2 separate regions of the Homo sapiens genome follow, and region 2 is linked to region 1. A link is a contact called in ENCODE Hi-C data. All regions are on one chromosome and are shown on one strand. Each heading gives the region's core, a stretch centred on a gene start or an enhancer-like site at or near the end of the contact. The rest is flanking DNA. Distances are from core to core; before and after follow the strand shown.

Region 1 (2,879 bases), core at 237-2,736:
CAGATGACATAAAGAACTCTACAATTCAACAACAACAAAAAAACTCAATTAAAAAGTGGGCAAAGGCCTTAAATGAACAATTCCCCAAGGAAGACATACATGAAAAGAAGCACATAAAAAGATGTTCAATATCACTGTCATCAGGGAAATGCAAATCAAAACCACAATGAGATACTACTTCATACTCATTAGGATAACTATAATTTAAAAAGGGAAAAAAGTAAAGAGTGTTAAATAGGATGTGGAAAAATTGGAATCCTAGTGTTTTGTTGGTGGATGTAAACTGGTGCAGCTGCTGTGAAAAACACTATGGCAGTTCCTCAAAACATTAAACACAGAATTACCATATGACCCAACAATTTCACTCCTACATATATATCCAAACAAACTGAAAGCTAGGACTCGAACAGGTATTTGTATACTGATGTTCACGGCAGCATTACACTCAAAAGCCAAAAGACAGAAACACCCAAGTGTCCACAGAAGGATGAGGGGATAAATAAAATGTGGTATATATAATAGAACATTATTCGGCCATAAGAAAAAATGAAATGTTGATATATGCTACGACATGAACAGACCTTGAAAACATCACGCTTAATAAAATAAGCCAGACACAGAAGGCCAAATATTGTATGATTTCACTTATATGAGGTTACCCAGAGTGGGCAAATTCATAGAGACAGAAAGTAGAATGGTAGCTGCCATGAGTTGGAAGGCAGGAGGGAACTGAGGTTTGTTGTTTAATGGGTAGAGTTTGTTTTACAAGATGAAGAGTCCTGAAGATTGGCTGCACAATGTAAATGTACTTAACATTATTGAACTGTACACTTAAAAATGATTAAGATAGTAGCTGGGTGTGGTGGCTCACTCCTGTAATCCCAGCAATTTGGGAAGTCAAGGTGGGCAGATCACTTGAGGCCAGGAGTTTGAGACCTGCCTGACAAACATGGTGAAACTCCATCTCTACTAAAAATACAAAAATTAACCAGGTGGTGATGTGCGCCTGTAATCCCAGCTACTTGGGAGGCTGAGACAGGAGAATTGCTTGAACCTGGGAGGCAGAAGTTGCAGTGAGCTGAGATCACGCCACTGCACTGGGTGACAGAGTGAGACTGTCTCAAAAAGAAAAAAAAAAAAGATTAAGATAGTAAATTTTATATGTATTTTACAAGTTAAAATTTAAATTAAAAATATATTTAACATGTACAAAATAGAGATGCACAGAATAAAGCAAAAAAGCAAGCATTATTTTAATCAGTACTGGACAAGTGGGTCTAAGTGAGAAAAAATTAACCTACATGCAAAATTCAAATCACAGTTTATAAAACTATAATAACACTATTTAAAAAGGGCATAATGAATAGGTATGAGTCAGAAATGACTACCAAGCTTCAGGCACAGGAGAAACGGGGTACTATTAACAAACAGAAAAAACTGAAACAATGAAAAACAAACATGTTTGAGCAAGGTAAAAGATCCGTTTGCTTTTTCATGTAATGACTGGACACTGGGCTAAAGAACTTTCCAAATGACTAATCTAAATGCAAGTCAATAAATATTTAAATGCAAGAAAATGTATATAATTGTATGATACTTATAAACATATCGAAAAATTATCAGTAGTGAGTACTTTTTCTGTATTTTTCAGAAGTCAACAGTTACTGTTTCTTTGAAAAAAACTGATATCATATAAACACAAAAGACCCCTTATTCCTTTTTTTATAGGAAATCTAAGAAAAATGCATAACTTACACTGTTAAGATCTGGAACAATACCCTTCAAATTTTCTATTTCTTTCTCAGTTCCCCAAGTACCAGAGGAAAATGGTAACATACCATCTGTGTACCTTCTACTATCTCCAGTACCTATAGAATTACCTGAAAAAATAAAGAAAAATGTTAAAGGAGCCACATCAAATCTGAGTAATCTAACATAATAACTGATTCTTGCCAGTCAAATTATTTTATGTAACCCTAATACTTAGCACTCCTATGACAAATTTAGCCATTTTCGTAGAGAGAAAATAAGCAACAGTAAGAGGCAATAATAAACATGATAAACTGCTACCATACCCAAAGAATTCATATTTAATTATCAATGTCTGGATAGAATACAATTATTTGTAATATTCAATCCAAGAAATATATACTACGGTATTTCTAGTAACACTAATTTACTCAGCTATTATTAAAAGCTCTTTTGAAAAGTTTTAGACTGTCTAAAGACCTGAGGGACTAGAAGAGTTAATATATGCTAAATCATACCAGAGAAATATTTTTTTTTTAAAAAAAGTAAAGTCAAAACTAGAACTTAAGAACAAAAGAATCATATTTCTATACTTACTAGTCCCAGGTAGACAAATAACTTGGCTTTCCTCAGACTCTTTGTGAGTTGTTTCAGAAGAGTGTGAGTCGAGGGAAATCAGAGAGCTGTTATTTTCTGATTGAAACTTGCAGTTTAAGCTACCGTTTTCATTTGCCTGTTGAAAGAATATCTTAGCTGTATTAATCTTTTAAATTAAAATGAAATATTTTGAGGGAGAAAATGTGGCTTTACTGAAGGATGCCAGAAAATAAGTGTAGAAGGAATTAGAAAAATCGCCATTGTCACCACGAGAGTAATCAATATTTCCAAGAGTCAGCAAGGACACTGAAACCAGCTAGTGAAGAGTTGCCGGGGAATAAGATGATCAAAGGGCTGATATCTCATCCCACAGATGACTTATTAATAACGAAGGGGAAAAGCTACCTTCACAAGGAGACATCCAGCTGACATCACCTTAGCCAAAATTATCAAAAACAGTATCACCAATTGTGGGAGAGATAAACGTCTCCCGGTGTAGGGCAATGAGAAGTACACAACACTGCTTGGTTTAC
Region 2 (2,879 bases), core at 97-2,596, 710 kb before region 1:
ATGGATGAAACCGGATGTCATTATGTTAACTGAAATAAGCCAGGCACATGAAGACAATATCATGTTGTTACTCATGTGGGAGCTAAAAATGTGGACCTGATGGAGGTAAAGAGTGGATTGGTGGTTACCACAGACTGGGAAGGGTAGCAGGAAGAGGAGCGGGATGAAGAAGAGAAATTGGTTAATGGGTACAAAAAACCCCAGAAGAAATAAAATCTAGTGCCTGATAGTACAGTGGGGTGGACACAGTTAACAATAACTTATTGTGTAGTTCAAAATAGCTAAAAGAAAAATTGGAATGTTCCCAACATAAAGATAAATGTTTGAGATGACAAATATCCCAATTGCCCTGATTTAGTCGTTACACATTGTATGCATGTATCAAAGTATCACCTGCACCTGCAAATATGTGCAACTTCTATGTATCAATTTAACAAATTGGGGGAAAAAAAACCCAAACCAAACTCAAAGTGGAATAATGAAAACACTCCATAGGGAAGAGAGCTGTCCCTCAGAATCTTCAAGAAACCTTCGAAAGGTGGTCGACTGACATGGAGATGGACACGCGATAAATAACCACACGAACATTTCGACCCGGCTTTCCAGTCACACCTCCGAAGCAAGCTATGTCTCTGCGTCATTTCAGCTCCTCAGGGTACGAGCGAGCAGGCCGCCAGGGCCGCCGGGATAAAGCCCAAGCGGGATAAGCTCTAAGTCCCGACCCGCCCGCTTGACCCTCTACCACGGGGCCCGAGAGGACGCACAGAGGCGAGAAGGGACTTCTCCAGCCAAGTTCACCCCCTCCGTCATTAGCGCGGCCTGTTACTCAACCTCTGGTTCAGGTTTCCGAAGCGCCGCTGAAGACAAACCTGCGGACCCCACGCCCCTCCCCAGCACGGCCCTGGGGCGCGAGCTGGAGCAGCTCTTCGAGCTGCTTCTCCCACCCGGGCTCGCCCAGTCTGGAGGAGGAACAGCGCCCGCCCACCCCAAGGAGTTCCCATTTTCCTTGGGACTGAGGACACAAGGCAATAGACCCACGCGTTGGGTAGTGAAGCACAGGGCTAATGCGAAGTGAGCCCATGTCAGGGGTGGGAGTGCCAGTTCCACCCCTCCACGGCGGCCGAGGGACAAACACAAAGAAAGGAAGGGCCGGAGTTCCAGCCGTCACACTCACCAGCACAGCCAAACGCGATTCTGTTTGCGGAAACGGCGGCCCGCGCCACGCGTGTCTGCTTACGTCACTTCCGGAGGTGCGAGAGTCACGTGGAGACGGTCAGGCGAGAGTGCCGCGACGCACGTCCTCCGCGCCGGAACTACGAGTCCCGACGTGCCGCGCGCGGCATGCAGAAGCTTCACTGAGCGGGCACTGGAGGTCGCGAGCACGTTGCTAGTGGGCGCGGCTGGCGGGGCCGGGGGCGGCAGGGGGCTAGCGTCCGGCTGAGCCCGGCGGGTTCCTGCACGCGGACCCACGCTTTGTCGGGCTGCTCTGCTGAGTGACACCGCCGTGGCATCCGAGGAGCTGTGGTCCAGCCTGCGCGGCGGGAAGCGGCGGCGGCGGCTCCAGCGTCCTAAGAGGTAGCATGGGCCCAGGCCTCTGTGGGGCAGCGGGAGGGGTCTAGAGGGCACCTTCAACCCTGGGCGTGTGTCCGGGAGCTGACTCGCGGCGCGAACCCGGCAACTGCTCCGCGTGCGCCGCTCTTCGGGCTGTGGCAGTGTACGACTGCCAGACGGGTCGTCCACACTCGCCGACCCCACAGACCCCGGCGGCCGAGAGAGGTCCCCCCGCCCTTCCGGGTCGAGCCAGTGTCCTGGCAAATCTTGCTTTGGGACTGTTTTTCAGCCTCCTTTGCTGTAACCCTTCACCGTGTTCTCCCCCCTTCTTCCGAAGCCAGTTGAAGAGGGGCCCGGAAGCGCCCGCGTTCGGAATGGTTTTTAAAATTAGCAATTTCTTATTAGGGACTGGCAGACTGGTCCTTACCGCCGTGTTTGGGAAGCCACAAGAGGCCATTCTTACCTGTTAGATTCTGAGAAAAGGGACCGCCTATACCTCTTCTTGACAAATACCTAAGGATGCATTAGTCTGCGTTGGCTGAACTTGGCATGGTGTGGTTTGGGGGAGACAACACACTTTTTTTGGCCATCACCCCAGATTTCTACTGGGGAGTGAAAGCGCCTACTGTACTGAAACTCGAAAGCTCCATAGTTGAGGACTTTCAACCTGAGATCAGGGTCAAAACTACCTGTGGATAGATTATTGAAGCGTGTGCATATTAACGTCGTGCGTCAAGTCCCCACCTTCCAAGGTTGTAAAACTGATCAGATTTACAATCCGTCTTGAATTACTCTTTACCAAAATTGATCCATTTAAAACAGCTTTGAAAATGTGCTTTACCAGCCTTCCTTCTTGTCAGTAGGCACAGGTATATTAATGAATAGACCTGGCTTTGGGGAAGGCAGCATTTGCAGCGTTGTGCTTTCCAATCTAATCACTTCTAAATTGTGGGCATTAGCCCATTTGAGGTTACAAACTTTGAACCAAGAATGAGGCCTATTTTTCACAAATAAGGATGACCCATCAATTTCTGATGACTGCTTGTATTTGTTATTATATGAAATGAGGTAAGTTGAGAATTAATCTCATTACATGAATATTGACAACTGCAAAAGTGTAGGTCTTACAGATCGAATGCATTATAGGCATATACAAGCATTAGAACCAGGCAATTACATTCCCTGTTCCTGATGCTTAAGTTTCTTGAGATAATTGCTGTTGTAATTTTACAGAAAATGAGTGTAATTTTGACTTTTAAAAACATGTTTTAATGTTTTTAAACACCGGGTGCAGTGGCTCACTTCTGTAATCCCAGCCGTTGGGAGGC

What was found. Hi-C counts contacts between places; a loop is a spot of excess contacts on that map.
Region 2: a map of chondrocyte shows a loop between it and region 1 (3-fold over the local background). The contact joins the promoter of FAM210A here to the enhancer-like site in region 1. A Hi-C loop is called at or near these places in 1 of 168 maps with a recorded cell type or tissue (chondrocyte).

The regions. Positions count from the first base shown.
Region 1 is chr18:13,018,083-13,020,961 of GRCh38, reverse strand. It overlaps CEP192 (centrosomal protein 192), which reads right to left. Exons shown (of 45, transcript NM_032142.4): 8 at 2,347-2,482; 9 at 1,756-1,880. Among named protein-coding and RNA genes, the nearest start is that of CEP192, 28 kb to the right of the region's middle. Within about 2 kb of position 1,486, at least 3 of the 41 ENCODE cell types and tissues checked have a DNase peak (open chromatin) inside an H3K27ac peak, as active enhancers do.
Region 2 is chr18:13,725,025-13,727,903 of GRCh38, reverse strand. It overlaps FAM210A (family with sequence similarity 210 member A), which reads left to right and starts at 1,346. Exons shown (of 4, transcript NM_152352.4): 1 at 1,346-1,575. It overlaps RNMT (RNA guanine-7 methyltransferase), which reads right to left and starts at 1,231. Exons shown (of 12, transcript NM_003799.3): 1 at 1,175-1,231. RefSeq lists an enhancer at 1,243-2,168.